Regions from separate parts of the Homo sapiens genome. Here region 1 is linked to region 2. Evidence: read pairs that join two places in POLR2A ChIA-PET (ENCODE). Cell type or tissue: endothelial cell of umbilical vein. All regions are shown on one strand. Links, peaks and the distances in the headings refer to the core of each region. The heading gives the core; the rest is flanking DNA.

Region 1 (8,430 bases), core at 1,544-6,543, 79 kb before region 2:
CAACAATTTGTGGCAGGATGCCTGATAGGTTAGCTGGTGGGAGTGGTGTGGGTCCCTCAGTCAACACCTCATCTAGACAGAAAGGTACTAACTTTTCCCAGGGAAAGAGAAGGCTAGAGCTGCCACTCCACCAACTGCCTTGGGATATTTCTGGTTCCATCGTCAGTTGCTTTGTCTCCCATAACACTTTTAGGTGTGAAACTGAAAGAGGAAGTTCTGATATCAGCTTCTGCCCTCTTGGCTAGCTTGAGTCCTTTTGTTCTAAATTAGAAAGACAATCTGTTTAATATCCATGCCAGTGTTTTTTGGAATAAGAGTTGAAATGTCAACCTTATGCTTATCTGGGTTATTTTCCTTTGGCTACTTGGTTGGATTTCTTTGCTCTGTTAGAGAAATCAACAGTTTGTTGCTTTCAATTAAGTTTCAATTATTGATAATGCAATCAGCAGAGGCTATTTTAGGTTTTGCCTAACTAACAGCAAACTCTAGTCTCAGTATTCCAGTTAATAACCAGAATACTGGTTAAATTAGACACTGATGAAAGACTCATTCAGAGAAGGAAATCTTGATTTATCAATTAGCACCTCTCACAGACTGGCTTTACCTTGCTACCCAGACCTAGAAAATGCATGACATTTGATGGTGCTTCACGGTCCGATCTCTGATTATGGATTATATGTTTTGGAATCTATACATTTCATCTTATGCAGAGTGAACTGCCAGCAAAATGCCAGCTCCTTAAGAACTAGAACACAAAGCAAGGAACACTCAGCTATTCAATATACTTCTCTCCAAATAATTAAAACAAACCCAAGTTGAATATATGGAATGTAAGAAGAATGGACCATGGAAAGTAAGTTAATTGCTAAAATTTTCATTTCCTGAGTTGGCCTATGTTCAATCAAACAATTATTCTGCATTACTGCAATACTAGACATATGTGATATTTCTAGAGATTCCTAATATATTTGTTCCAACATATTAGGCACTTCATCAGGTCTGAGTTTTTTTTCCAACTACGTTCTAAACTGCTTTTGCATTCTGCTCTATATTCCAGTGTTAGGTGAGAACAAAATTGTATGGATCTTAACTCACCTGTTCCAGTTTTAGCTGGGAGAGAATCTATGTGCCCACTGGTGTCAGAACTGTCATCTTCTGTTTGAATGAAGAACCTTACAGTGAGAAATTTCAAATGGTAAACACAACTAATGTTCAGTACCCACATATTCCTAGATTCTTTGTGCTTGACAACACTTCTACCCCATCCCTTTCCATATGTAACACAACCTTGACCTAAGAGAACTGCTCCCTCTAGGCACAAGAAGTATTTTATGCTCCCCTTCTGTCCCAAACAGAGGGCCTCTACTAAGCAGGGATTGGAAGTTGTGCCAAATTGCACATAATTGTGCGTGATGAATTTGTAATGCAGGCTAAAACTTGCTGGAAACTCAGCTGAGACCACCAAATTCATTTAGTTGGGTTTGGTTGGAGGCCAATCCTTTATTCACTAAGCTACAAAGTCTCCGGAGATTTTTATTTGCTCACAAAAATATCTGAATCCAGCACTAGAGTCTTTCTCTGCATGAAAACTAAATTAGTGTGGTGTTGCTTCTCATAGTTCTGCTCCTTCAAGTACTCTAGGGGATTAAAAGCTGGAAAAAAAGAAGTGGCTTCGGAGTGTAACACAAACAACTCTAGATGCTGAAAATATAATTTCCCTATTGTTTGCTTTAAGGCACAACACATCATTAAGTTCAAAGTCATTTAAATGCAAGAACCTACGATTTCCCCCCAAAGCCTGCAGCCATAAAGACATTTATCACAAAACAACTTCTAATTTCAAAAGGAATCATATAAGTATTAGATTTAATGTTCAATGACAAAACTGTTGTTGAAAATCGAGAATATACCAAGTGAAATACACTAAAAAGAAATACATCAACATTTTAATAGTGGTTATTTTAGGAGTTGAATAATTATAGATGATTCCTCTGTTCTTTTCTTTATTTTCCAAATTTTCTATAATGTGACTTTAATGCTCCTTATAATCGAAAAATACACTTATTGGAAAAGAACCCTAGATACATTACAGATGGTTTTGTTTTTTCTCATGCTATTCACATACTGCTGTAAAATGTAAACCTGTCGACAGTACAACTCATGGAGGCACCCACATTCGGGGGAAAACAATACCATCTTGTATTTTATAAAACTCCTGCATTCCAACGGGCTCAAAACACATTTAACAAGCTTCATTTCATGATTCTAATCACCATTTTTCTGAGATACATTTCTTACCAATTGTTAACTCCTGAGATTTACTCAGATTGAGATTTGTTCATTTATTTGGCGGCAGGGAAAGCAGGAGATGGGAAACTTAAAAATGGTTGTTTTGGAGTCCATTTTTCTGGGGGAAAATGAAAAGTTTAGGATTATGCTCAAGACATCCTAGTCACAGAACACAAGAAGAGAGACCCCTGTCAATGAAATCCATGTATTAATTGGTGGGCACTGGAGTGATTTTTCATGTTAGATGTTAAAATTTCAAAAACATATTCATTAAGTGCAGTGTTTCTCAATAGGAGTGCTACTGACATCTGCCACAGGACAATTCTTTGTCATGTGCAACTGCCCCACTTTGAAGAGTGTTAATGTCTCTGTTCCCATAACCAGTAACAGCCTCCCCTCAGTCACTGGGGAAATAAAAAATCTTTTATTTACAGTTGCCTCTATTTGGTCATCATTCATTTAGGGTATCTCACCTCTTTACCCCAAAGCATGAAGTCGTACCAATGTTAATACCATTTTATGGAAGAGGGCACTGAAGCTCAGAGAGTTCAAAAATCTTGCCCAGAATCTTACACCTAGCAAATGACAGAACCAGAACTGGAGCCCAGTTTTCTGACTTCCTGCAATCCAGTGCACTGAAACCATGACAGGACTCCTAGGTTGTCTGTTTCCCTTCAACATGTTTTTGTGTAGCTCGTAGATCATGTGTCTTCAAGTTACTATTCCTTTATCTTTGCTTTCAATTCAATTCAACTCAATCTGGAGTTAAAGTGATTGAGATAAAGAGACAGAGGCAGCTGCTTGGGGATCAGAGGACAGAGCATAACCTAAGAAAGCTACACCAGACACAGGAACCTTCTGTAAATAGGCAGGACCTAGGAAACCACATCTGACTTCCCCTCACTGTGAGCAACAGCAATAATACAATTACTATATATTGAGCACTAATCAAGTGCCAAGTACTTTGCTAGATGTTTTAATCTCTAATCTGCACAATAATTATGGAGGGTTAACATTATTATTAGTATTATTGCCATAGAGCTGAGGACACTGATGAGGCTCAGAGTGGTTAAATAACTTTTTCAAAGTTACTTAACAAGACTTGAGTCCAAGGTATCAAATGTCAAAGCAGGGGTGGGGCATTTTGTGTGGGCGGGGGGGCGGGTGGGGAGGTGGGGCATTAACCCTGCTGAATGGGGACTTCTAGGGTAATGCCAACACTTTAATAAGGAACACCCTTAGAAAAGTTAAAAATAATATGAATCAGGCTGTATACATATCTTACATGATCAAAATGGGTGAAGGCTTACAAAAGATGGAAAAAGATCTGAAAACACAATCTTGGTGCAGAAGAAAGCAGTCATTTCCTTAATGGGAATTACTGTAATTTTCTACAGCAGACATTCAGAGTCATATCCGAATGGGAAGCTATGAACACTGGCAAGGACCTTGATTCAAATATCTTCCTGGTGAGTAAAGAAACCACCATTAGTAACCATCTTTTGGGTCAAACATTGTCCTCACTTTGTTCTCCTTTAATGTGGAACTACTTCTGGGAAAAGAATCACATTGTTAAACTGTAAGTCCCTGGTGAAAGATTTAATTTGTGTAACCTTTTCTCAAAGATGATTGGTGCCAAACATTCTTAGGACAGCATCGGATTCTGGGGGCAGAAGAATGGAAAAGATGGGGGCAGAAGAATGGAAAAGATGGAGGCTGAAGGGATCCAAAAGGGCCCCGATAGAGGGAAGGGGATATCTTTATACACAAAACTCCTTAATAAGTAAGTGCAGGACCAGAGCTTATTTTGTACTAAAAAAGTCACTTCAGCCCAGCATGTGCATGCATATATGTTTGCCTGTATGTTATATAATTGCATATAATTATTATTGAGTTAACTTTACCTAAATTACTGGATAAGAGCATGGCAGTATATCTGCTTGTAGCATGCATTCTAAAAAGAGAAGAGTGTTCAAACTGTTTGAAGTCACTGAAATTTAAGACACTCCCAACCCCTACCCCACCCTCCATGACTCTGAATGTCTGCTATAGAAAATTACAATAATCGCTACTAGTTAGCATGTGATATTGGGAAGCAAATTCTTAATGGTCCTAATTGAAAATGTAAGTTCACACAAAACCCTGTGCACAAATGTTCATAGCAGCATTATTAATAAGAGCCAAGATAAGGAAATAATCCAAATGTCTATCAAACAATGAATGGAAAAACAAATATGGCATATGCATAAAATAGAACACTATTTAGGCATAAAAAGGAATGCAGTATGGATACATGCAATACCATGGATGAAGCTTTAAAACATTGTGTTAAATTTAAAAAGCCAGACACAAAAGGCCACATATCACATGATTACATTTATATAATATGTCTAGAATGGGCAGACTCATAGAGACAGAAAGTTGATTAGTCATTTCCAGGGGATAAGGGTTGGGGAAGAATTGAGAGTGACTGCTGCTTAATGGGTATGAGATTTCTCTTTGGAATAATGGAAACATTCTGGAATTAGTGGTTATGGTTGCACAACATCGTGAATATCGTAAAATAACTAAATTTTATACTTTAAAATAATGAGTTTTATGTTATATGGATTTTATCTCTATAAAAAAATGCAAAAATGTTCTTAATGGTCTTACTTTTCCCACAAAAGGAAGGAGCAAAGAACAGAAAAATAATTGACTCCAACTATCATTTCCTCCATATAGTTCAATATGTGGGGAAATAGATCTGAAGTTAACTAGCATTCATTAAGCTCTCCCTTATTCCAGGCACTGTTATGTACCTAATATATTTCTCACTTAATTTTCACAACTGTAAGTATATACTGGTATTCTAAATGTGCAGATGAGAAAACTGATTAACTGACTTGACCAAAGTAACATGTCTAAGTCACCGGAACAGCCAGGATTTGAACTATTTAGGTCTATTTGGTCCAAAGCCTAATGCTCTCATTCACTATTCAATACAGCCTCCTTGGAAAATAGGGTGAGAAGGAGCTTTAGACTGAACAACAACAAAGTAAAATATATTCTTTGGAGTCTAATCCATTATGGGGCAGTGGGGGTAGGGATATGCAGAGAGCTGGACAGGGTAGAGAATGTTTCAGGTCTAAAACGATAGCAGTATCATTCTAGCAGAATAATAAATATAGAGATGGAGGCTGCATAATTGTAAATGACAGGTCTTCATTTTCATGTTTTCCAATTCTAGGTTATGGAAAAACAAATGAAATATATATTATACCTTGTAGCTGGCAATACTTAGACTATTGAGCTTTTGGCACTATATTTGACTATACTTAAGAACAAATACATACAACTAAAGAATACAATTCAGATAAAGAAAGAGGAACTAGATTCAGATTCTGAAATATTATCCTTATGCAAACTTGAGATAGTGAAAAAAAAATCTAGCAATGCTTAAGCTAATCTCTGCTTGCAAAATACTCACCAAAGAACCCTAGGAAGCATTTGAAGTATTCCTCTGGTTAAAAAGACTCTGATCTAGAACTCCCTGCCCTCTAGGAATCTATGCCACAGAGGAATTCAATCCTCATCCTTTTTCATGTTCTGCTGAAGTGAAACGGAACATATTAATAGTGCTTCTACCAAAGGGATTACCAATTGTTGGACCTCAACATATATTTAATTAAAGCTCCTAATCAAAATGTTCAGTTTTCTTTTTTTCAACAGGATTATTTTGAGCTAATTGAAAAAAAATACTTTGCTTGGGGTGGCCCTACTTACAATTTTAACCAAGAGCCTCCAGAGGAGGTTTCTGATTAGGGCATATACTCTAGAGTCCTTTCTATTAAAAAGCATTAACTTACACATTTCAGGCATCCAATAACTTTTGCAAATTTGAAAAAAAGATGTCCCAGTATGGCTGATATGTGTGTGTAGGCTTTAGAGATGGGTGGCAGTGACAAATTTGAGGCCTCCCAGCTTTGACAGTATTCTTTAATACGTATTCAAAGGATTCCATGTACACATTACTAAGAAATTGTTATAGGAATCAGCCAGGACAAGTTGTACTAGGAGTGATGGACTTTAAACTCAGCATAGATAGATCTCAGCACAGATGTCTACATGTGTGTGGTATGTGAAAAGTTTTCTGCTTCTTAGAACATGAATTAATGGACAATAGCACTTTCTTTTTCTATGAAGCTAGTCAGCAGTTTGTTCTAAATCTTCATTTACTTAGATTCATTCTTGTTACCATATCTCTCTGATCATGGAGCTTTTCCCTTGCATCCTGACTTTGGTTATATGTCAATTTTATTGATTCATTTTAATACCTTCTAGAAAGTAGTGCAAAATGAAGTAGGAAAGTTGTGTGTGTGTGTGTGTGTGTGTGTGTGTGTGTTTTATTGTGTATTGAGTAGCTGCATAAAATTTTTTAGGCTGCAGATGATAGCCTTTTTTTTTTTTTTTTTTTTTTTTAAAGACAGGGTCTCACTGTGTCCCCCAAGCTGGATACACTAGCACAATCATAGCTCACTGAAGCCTTGAACTTCTAGGTTCAATTGACCTTCCTGCCTTAGCATCCCAAGTAGTGAGGACTATAGGCCTGTGCCACTGGCAGCAAGAGGAGGCAGCCAAATGCTTAGGCAGACAGGGGCGGGTCCCTGGTGAAACCCCACCATCAAGCCAAAAACAGCCCGAAGCCTGAAAGAACAGCCTGCTGGTCCTGGATGAAACCTGCAAGCCAAACTGTGAACTTCTGCTCCCATTTGCCTGCCCTTCCCCTATTCTGGGCCCAGAAAAAGCCCCAGAACTCAGCCACATTGAGGGGATGTTCCTGCCTTTGGGTAGGGAGACACCCCCATGTCCCCCATCCACTGAAAGCTGTTTTAATCACTCAGTAAAACTACCCGCCTTGCTCACTCTTAGATTGTCAGTGCATCTTCATTCTTCTTGGGCACAGGACAAGAACTTGGGAACCACTGCTCAAGTCAGACACAGCCCAGGTGGGCCAAGTGGGTGGGCCATCTCCTGCAGCAGGTAGCACAGCCAAGCAAGGCCCAGGCAGGGCGTCACTGGCTGCAGGTCCCCAGCTTGCAAAGTAACTTAGAAGAAAATCCTGTGCTACCACCATGCCTGGTTAATTAACAGTATATATATTTTGTAGACACAGGGTCTTGTTGTGTTGCCTAGGCTGGCCTCGAACTCCTAGCTTCAAGCAGTCCTCCCACCTTGGCCTCCCAAAGTGCTAGGATTAGAGATGTGAGCCACCATGCCTGGCCAGCATTTTTTAATTTTTTAATTTTTTTAGTAAGAAGCATTACTTGGTGTATTTAGGGAAAGTTAAAGAAACTAAGATTAATCTAAACAACCCTTTTAACATTCCCTTTGGGGAATATTCATGGACTAGTCTGAAACAGAATGGAGTTTTAGATACTATATGTATTTTTATCAATGTCTTTCATTAACACTATAGAAATACATCAAAATGGCTTTAGAAACTTCTCATTTGAAAAGGGCTTATACAATTTTAAGAATCCTTGCTATGGAATGACAACTGAGAGGGATGAAAATATCACCTCCAATCTTTGAGTCAGCTTAATATTCTGCTGATACTCCTAAAATACACATACTTTATATAACAAAAAGCTAAGGCTACATGTAGCCTACTTTAGACTTGTTATAAAAAATTTAAATATATATACTTTATATTACAGCTTTCCACCATTAAAGAATTTCTTCTAGAGTTTGAAGGACCTTCAAATAACTGGTATTGGTTCATTTTATAGTACTGCCTGAGAAAGGGAGAACAGTGATACCATTCTACAAAGAGATGCAGTATCAAAAAGGTGAAACAGCAGGATTCAGGGACCTCCTCAGTGAGGGTCTCCCAGGTGTAGATTCTAAACTAGGGATTTCCAAATCTGCTCTTGCTGGGGCTCCCTGGAACTCAGCATGAAGGACAGAGGGGCAATATTAAGGTGCTTTGTCAATTTTCTTAGTCTGTTTGTTTGTTTGTTTGTTTGTTTATTTATAGAGATGGAGTCTTGCTTTGTCGCCCAGGCTGGAGTGCATTGGCACAATCTTGGCTCACTGCAACCTCTGCTTCCCAGGTCCAAGCAATTATCCTGCCTCGGCTTCCCAAGTACCTGGGACTAC
Region 2 (8,430 bases), core at 1,757-6,756:
AGTATTATCTTTGGGTTATGAAATAATAGTTAAGTTTTATTTTCTTCTTTATGTTAAACAAAAATTCAACATGATCACATAGGAAACAGATGACATATTACTTGAGGCCGTGAGTTTTGGACTCAGACTGCCTGGTTACAAAACCTGGTGCTGCTACTTTCTAACTCTGTTATTTACACCTGTTTCCTCATTTATCATAAGAAATAGTGCAGACATTTCATTAAAGTAATACAAGTAATTCTGATGAAGCAACATGGAATTCTGAAATATCACATCATCAAAAATGTATATGATATAATATTAAATAAAGATGGAAAGTTCTAATGGTAGAAAAAATTTAACTGCTAAAACCGAATATGCTAAAATTGGTACATAAGCATATGGACAAAGTCTGGAATAGAAAGGGGGAAAATAAAAAGCAACTGTGGTGGTATCATCATCTATTTTTTATCTAAAAAATGTTTTTTTAATTCTTTTTTTATTTTATTTTTTTGAGATGGAGTTTTGCTATTGTTGCCCAGGCTGGAGTGCAATGGTGTGACCTCGGCTCACTGCAACCTCTGCCTCCCAGGTTCGAGCAATTCTCCTGCCTCAGCCTCCCGAGTAGTGGAATTACAGGAATGTGTGACCACGCCCAGCTAATTTTCTATTTTTAGTAGAGATGGGGTTTCTCCATGTTGGTGAGGCTGGTCTCGAACTGCTGACTTCAGGTGATCTGCCCTCCTCGGCCTCCCAAAGTGCTGGGATTACAGGTGTGAGCCACCACACCCAGCCTTCTTCTTCTTCTTCTTCTTTTTTTTTTTTTTAGACGGAGTCTTGCTCTGTTGCCCAGGCTAGAGTGCAGTGGCACAATCTCAATCTCAGCTCACTGCAAGCTCCGCCTCCTGGGTTCATGCCATTCTCCTGCCTCAGCCTCCCGAGTAGCTGGGACTACAGGCGCCCGCCACCATGCCTGGCTAATTTTTTGTATTTTTAGTAGAGATGTGGTTTCACTGTGTTAGGCAGGATGGTCTCGATCTCCTGACCTCGTGATCTGCCTGCCTCAGTCTCCCAAAGTGCTAGGATTACAGGCTTGAGCCACTGCACCCAGCCTTTTTTTTTTTTTTTTTTTTTTTAAGATACAGTTTCTCATTCCTTCAACCACTGTGGTTTGCAGTGGTGCAATCATGGCTCACTGCAGCCTCAACTTCCCAGGCTCAAGCGAACTTCCTGCCACAGCCTCCCAAGTAGCTGTGACTACAGGTGTGTACCATCATACTCAGTTAACTTTTAAAATTTTCTATAGAGATGGGGCCTCACTATGTTGACCAGGTTGTTTTCAAAGTTCTGGGCTTAAGTGATCCTCCTGCCTTGGCCTCCCAAAGTGCTGGCATTACAGTCATGAACCACTACACCTGGTTAAAGATAGGTTTAAAGTAAAAGGATGGAAAAATACATCACGCAGAGGATGAGCATAAGACTGGAGAGATGATATTAATATCAGACAAAATAGATCTTAAGACAAAAATATTGCTAGAGAAAGAGAGGAGTATTTTATAATGATAAAGGATCAAAGATATACCAATTATAAGAGTATATAAACTTATGCACCTAACAACAAAGCAACCAAACAAATGAAGCAAAAATTAAGATTGAAAAGAAAATAGACACATCAAAAATTATAGTTGATTTCAATTCTCTTCTTTTAAACAACTGTTAGAAAAGGTAGACAAAAATTCAGAAAAGGTACAGAAGATTTAAAAACTATATAAACCACCAGAACTAACTGACATGTATAGAAAACTTCAGGTTAAAAACAAACACATATTCTTTTCTTTTCTTTTTTGAGACGGAGTTTCACTCTTGTTGCCCAGGCTGGAGTGCAATGGTGCAATCTTGGCTCACTGCAAACTCTGTCTCCCGGGTTCAAGCGATTCTCCTGCCTCAGCCTCCCCAGTAGCTGGGATTACAGGCCTGCGCTACCACAGCCGGCTAATTTTGTATTTTTAGTAGAGATGGGGTTTCTCCATGTTGGTCAGGCTGGTGTTGAATTCTGGACCTCAGGTGATCTGCCTGCATCTGTCTCCCAAAGTGCTAGGATTACAGGCGTGAGCCACTGCACCCGGCCACGTACTCTTTTCAAGTGCACATGGAATATTCACCAGCACAGACCATATTCTAAGCCATAAAGCAAGCCTGAATAAATTTTAAAGAGCTGAAATTTTATTTTTTAACCACAGCAGAATTTAAATAGAAATGAGTCATATAAATTAATCTGAGAAATTCCCACATATTGTTACAATTCAAAGTAACCCATGAATAGCAAACGAAAATAAATCATGATATAAAGAAGATACCTCCTGCACTTGTATGTTCATTGCAGCACTATTCACAATAGCAAAGTCATGGAACCAACATAATTGTCTATCGATAGTTGACTGGATACAGAAAATTTGATATATAGAAACCATGGAATACTATCCAGCCATAAAAAGAATGAAATCTTGTCCTTTGCAGCAACACGGATGGATCAGGTAGCCATTATACCAAGTGAACTAACACAGAAACAGAGAACCAACAATGGGTACACATGGACATAGAGATGGAAATAAGAGACACTGGGAAATCTAAAAGCGGGGGAAGGATTGAAAAATAACACGTTAGGTACGGTGTCCACTATTTGTGTAATGGGTACACTAGAAGCCCAATCCCCACCAGTATGCAATATACCCAGGTGAGGAAAATGTACAGGTACCTCCTGAATCTAAAATAAAATTAAATTAAAAAAATAAATAACCTACGGGTCAAAGAAGAAATAAGAAAATACATTGAATTGACTAAAAATGAAACAACAAATCAAAATTTGTAGAATGGGGCCAGGTGCAGTGGCTCATGCCTATAATCCCAGCACTTTTAGAGGCTGAGGTAGGAGGATCACTTGAGGCCAGGAGTTCAAGACCAGCCTGAGCAAAACAGGAAGACCCTGCTGTGGAGAAAAAGTTAAATATTAAATGTGAACTCAATTGAACATGGACACAAACAATGGTCCCGGAACAGGTTGTCTGAGCCCTTTGAGGCGTTCATCCAGTGTTGTTTCAGAGAAATCTCTATTTCAATCTATTCTTATACCTTAGTTACTGAAAAACAATAGACAATCGCAAAAATAAGTTGACCTTTTTGTGTTTCTTGAGCCCAGTCGCGAAGGGCCCTTGTGACTGGGTCTCATGCCAAACAACTTGTTACAAAAAGAGCTAGAGTCCTAGACTGTACCGAAGCTTCATGAGACCTCTCATCGTCTGTGCACGGATCAGTGGCTGACTCTGGAGCCCAGGTTGTTGCTTCCCAGTCTGGTGCTGAATTCTCCATAGTCTGGTGAGTGCGGTGTCTGACTCTGGAGCCCAGGCTCTTGCTTCCCAGTCTGGTGGTGAATCCTCCATAGTCTGGTGAGTGTAAATATATATATATATCTTTTCCCTTCTCCCCTTCCCATTGCAATTTGCTTATTATAGCATTTGTTTATTATATTAATTTGCTTATTATAGCATTTGCTTATTATATCATTTGCTTATTATATCTGCATTGCCATTTACATGGGATAAAGCTTGTTTACCCTTAAAGGTATTGTGTGTATGTGGGCCTTTTCTTCTCCCTTCATGCGTCTCCCACACAGAACACCTGTCTCTACAAGAAATGTTTAAAGATTAGTCAGGCGTAGAAGTGCACACCTGTGGTCCCAGCTACTCAGGAGGCTGAGGCGGAAGGATCACTTGAATCTAGGAGTTCAAGGCTACAGTGAGCTATGATCATGCCACCGCACTTCAGTCTGGGTGACAGAGTGAGACCTTGTCTCAGGAAAAAAAAAAAAAAAAAGCGGAATGCAGCTAAAGCAGTAACTATGGGGAGATTTAGAGCCTTAAATATTTGTCTCAGAAAATCTTAAGGAATCCAAAGGAAAGCTACTGGAACAATTAAGTGAATTTAGCAAAATCATAGGGTACAAGGTTAAAAGACAAGTCACTTATATTTCTACGTAACTAATATCAATTTTACAAGGAAATTTTAAAATTTATTTATAATGCCAAATAATTAAAAACCTTAACACATGTGACAAATAATGTACAAAACTCGAGCACTTAAATCTGCAAAAAAATCATTTCTCAGATAAATTAAAGAAGGCTTAACCTCCTACTCTGCCAAAATAGTGAGGCACACCATGTTCACAAAGTGGAAGACTCAATGTTGTTCAAATGGCAATTCTTGCCAAACTGATCTACAGATACATCACAGTCAATAAAAGCTCCAGTAGGATTAAAAAGAAAGTTGCTTTTTTTTTTTTTTTGAGAGATAAACAAGCTGATTAAAATTTACATGGATAGCTCCAGGTTCCAGGCCTACCCCAGTGCCAAGCCACCCCCTTAGGCCCTAGGTTCCAGGTCAGCATCAAGTTTCAGGCCTGACCAAGGCCAAGCAAGCCCCTGCAGCCCTAAACTTCAGGCCAGCACCCATGGACCCAGCATTCAGACCCACCCCAGCATCAGACTGGCACCAGTGGAGACCAGGCTCCAGACCAGCCACCTCAGATACATTTTCCAAGCACACCTGGTACCTAGCCAGGTCCCATGGACCCAGGCTCCAGACTACTGGCTCCAATACCCTCACGCTTCAAAAAAACTAGGGTTCAAGCCTACTTCAGCAGACCTTGAGTCCAGGCCTATCTAGTGGACCCCAGTGACAGGTCAGGCCCCATGGAACAAGGTTCCAGATTGCCCCAAAAGGCATAGGCTCTAGGCAAGCACGTGGATTGAGGACCTAGGTCTGTTCTTATAATCCACCTCCAGGCCCACCCCAGCACCAGGCTGGTCCTGGTGGCCCCGGGATCCAGGCTAACACCCACAGACCCAGGCTCCAGGCTGGCCCACCCTAGTGCCAGGCTGGCACCTGTGAGCCCCACAAGATGGCCTGCCAAGAAACTATGGAATCTGCGAATACTGCATTTTTAATTCACATTTGGTTAAAGAAAAAAAATCTGTGTAGATGGAACTGCATAGTTCAAACATGTTGTTCAAGGGTCAGCTGTATTTTGAATTATCTAAGTTGTGGATTTCTGTTTCTTAAGGTCCAGTTACTAGTGACTTATTTTTTCACTTTGGTGGTGTCATGTTTCCCCGATTGGTGAAGGGTTTTCCCTGACAAATCCAGTCTGAAAAGAATAGAAGAAGTGCCTGCTTTTTCAAATGAACAGACACAAAAGCAAGGTCAGAGGATCACAGATAATCAGGGAAACATGACCCCACCAAAGTGAAAAAATAAATCACTAGTAACTGACCCTTAAGAAATAGACATCCACAAACTTAGATAATTCAAAATACAGCTGATCCTTGAACAACACATTTTAACTCTGTGGGTCCACCTGCACAGATTTTTTTTTTAAAACCAAATATGAATAAAACATGTAGTATTCACAGGAAATGAAACCTGTGTATACAGAGGGCTGACTTTTATACATGTAGGTTCTGCAGGGCTGACTAGGATTATATTATGAATGAATTTTGGTATATGTGGGCAGTTCTGGAACCAATTCCTCATGTATACTGAGGGACAACTGTAAACATCCTAAGGAAGCTCAGTGAGCTACAGGAGAACACAGATATACAAGTGAATGAAATTAGGAGGGCTATGCATAAACAAAAGAAGACATTCAATAAAGAGGGAGAAATCATAAAAAGAACCAAACAAAAATTCTAGCACTACATAACACAATGCCTCAACTGCAAAGTTTTATGAAGAGCTTTAACAGCAGACTTGATGAAACAGAAGAAAAAAAAACCAGTGAGCTCAAAGACAGGTCATTTGAAATTACCCAGTCAGAGGAATAAAAAGGGAAAAAAGAGAGAAAGAAAAAGAATGAAGAAAGCCTAGAGAACTTATGAGACACCACTAAGCAAGTCAAAATTTGCATGAGACTCCCAGGAGAATCAGCAAAAAAGGAAAGTGGAAGAAAGCTTATTTAAAGAAATAATGACAGAAAATATCCCAAGTCTGAAGTGGAAAATAAACATCCAGATCTATGAAGCCCAAAAGAACTCAAATAGATTAATTATAAAAAGATCTTCCCTGAAACAGAGTATAATTAAATACCCAAAAGACAAAGACAACGAGAGAATTTGGAAAGTAGCAAGAGCAAAGCAACTAGTCACATGTAAGGGACTCTCCATAAGACTATCAGTGGATTTTTCAGCTGAAACATTGGTGCCCAGGAGAGAGTAGGGTGATGTAGTCAAAGTGCTGAAAGAAAAAAAATAACTGCCAACCAACAATACTGTACCAGGCAAGGCTATTCTTTAGAAACAAAAGAGAGATGAAGACTTTCCTAGACAAACAAAAGCTGTGGAAGTTCATTACCTCTAGACCTGCTGTACCAGAAATGCTAAAGGGAATTATTCAAGTTAAAACGAAACAATGCTACTTAACAATATGAAACACATGAAAGTATAAAAACCACTATAAACATCAAAAGTCAAATTCAGAATACTTTAATACCATAATGGTAGTGCATAAATACCTTTTGATTCTTATAAAAGTTTAATGATAAAGTATTAAAAATAACTATAAAATAGTTTCCTAATGAATACACAATATATAAAAGATGAAAATTGCAGCACTAATAACATAAAATGTAGGGGAAGAATAATTAAAGTGGAGAGTTTTTATATGAAGTTGAAGTAATTATCAGTTCAACATAGACTATTGTAAGATATTTTATGTAAGCTTCACGATAATGACACAGATAGTAAATACAAAAAAGATAAAGAAATTAAACCATTCCACTACAAAAAAAATCATCAAAATCACAAAGGAAGACAACAAGAGAGGAATAATAGAATAAATTACTTGTTCCTTCAGAAATAAGTAGCAGTCAGAAAACAATTACCACACTGGCAGTAGTAAGTCTTTACCTATCAGCAATTATTTAAATTGTAAATAGATTAAATTCTCCAGTGAAAAGACATAGGATGACTGAAAGGACTGAAAAAAGTTCTAACTGTATTTTGCCTACAAGAGACTCACTTTAGCTTTACAGTCACACATAGCTGAAAGAGTAGGGATAGAAAGAAACAGCCCATGTAACTGGTAACAAAAAGAGAGCAGAGGTGGCTAAACTTACATGAGACAAAATAGGCTTTAAGTTAAAAACTATCACAAACAACATAGAAGGTCATTATATAATGATAAAGAAGTCAACTCATCAAGACAATATAAAAACCATAAATATATGTTCCCAGTAGAGGAGTATTTAATATATATGTTCCCAGTACAGGAGCATTTAAATATATAAACCAAATATTATTAACAGAACTGAAGGGAGAAATAGACAGCAATACAATATTAATAGGGGACTTTAACATGGCATGTTAAATAATGGATAGATCATCCAGACAGAAAATCAACAAGGAAACTGTGGACTTGAACAACACTTTAGACCAAAGGGACTTAACACACATATGCAGAATATTGCATCCAACAGCAGCAGAATACATATTATTTTCAAGTGAACAAAGAACATTATGCAGGATAGATCATATGTGAAGTCACAAAACAAGTCTCAAATGTAAGAAGATGAAAATCATATCAAGTATCTTTTCTAGCCACTATAGTATGAAACTAGAAACAAATAACAAGAGAAATCTTGGAAAATTCACAAATACATTGAAATCAAACATGTTCTTGAATAGCCAATCGGTCAAAGAAGAAATTAAAAGGGAAATTTAAAAATCTTGAGACCAACAAAACTGGATGCAGCATACACATTGATATGGTTTGGATGTTTTATCCCTTCCAAATCTCATGTTGAAATGTGACCTCCAGTGTTGGAGGTGGGCCTAGTGAGAGGAGTTTGGGTCCTGGGGGTGGGTCTTCCATGAATAGCTTGGTGCTATTCTCACCATAATGAGTGAGTTCTCACTTTATTAGTTCATGCCAGATCTGGCTGTTTAAAATAACTTGGCACCTCTTACCTCCTCTCTTGCTCCTGTTCTCATCATGTGATATACACCACCTCCTCCCCCTTTGCCTTCTGCCCTGATTGTAAGCTTCCTGAAGACCTCACCAGAAGCAGGTGCTGGCAGCACGCTTCTTGTACAGCCTGCAGAACTGTGAGCCAAAATAAACCTCTCATCTTGCTAAATTAGCAAGCCTCAGGTATTCCCTTATAGAGATGCAAAATGGAATAACACACATGTTAATTTGAAATATATGAGAGACCCAAACCTAACAGCTGAAACTATAAAACTTTGAGAAGAAAATGGGAAAATCTTAGAGAACTTGAGTTAGGCAAAGTTTTCATAGGACACATAGTAAATAAACCATAAATGAAAATATATACATTGCACTTCATAAAACTTAAAAGTTTTGCTGATCAAAAATACCATTAATAATATGGAATGGGAAGCA

The links. ChIA-PET counts read pairs that join two places held together with the same protein. Peaks named below come from ENCODE experiments on the same cell type or tissue, not always from the same donor. Only the 100,000 strongest peaks of a DNase experiment are listed, where the experiment ranks them.
Region 1: POLR2A ChIA-PET joins it to region 2 with 5 read pairs; 2 of 35 experiments call an interaction of 5 or more read pairs at or near these places.

What each region holds. Positions count from the first base shown.
Region 1 is chr9:18,354,848-18,363,277 of GRCh38, reverse strand. It overlaps LOC107986990 (a long non-coding RNA gene), which reads right to left. Exons shown (of 3, transcript XR_001746428.1): 2 at 1,096-2,407. It also overlaps a transcript of ADAMTSL1 not described here. Among named protein-coding and RNA genes, the nearest start is that of ADAMTSL1, 120 kb to the left of the region's middle. RefSeq lists an enhancer at 1-2,172. In endothelial cell of umbilical vein, for the core only: no CTCF peak of the experiment used is centred there; DNase peaks (open chromatin) are centred at 3,107, 3,707 and 4,707; H3K27ac peaks cover 3,524 bases.
Region 2 is chr9:18,276,293-18,284,722 of GRCh38, reverse strand. It overlaps a transcript of ADAMTSL1 not described here. Among named protein-coding and RNA genes, the nearest start is that of ADAMTSL1, 190 kb to the left of the region's middle. In endothelial cell of umbilical vein, for the core only: no CTCF peak of the experiment used is centred there; no DNase peak of the experiment used is centred there.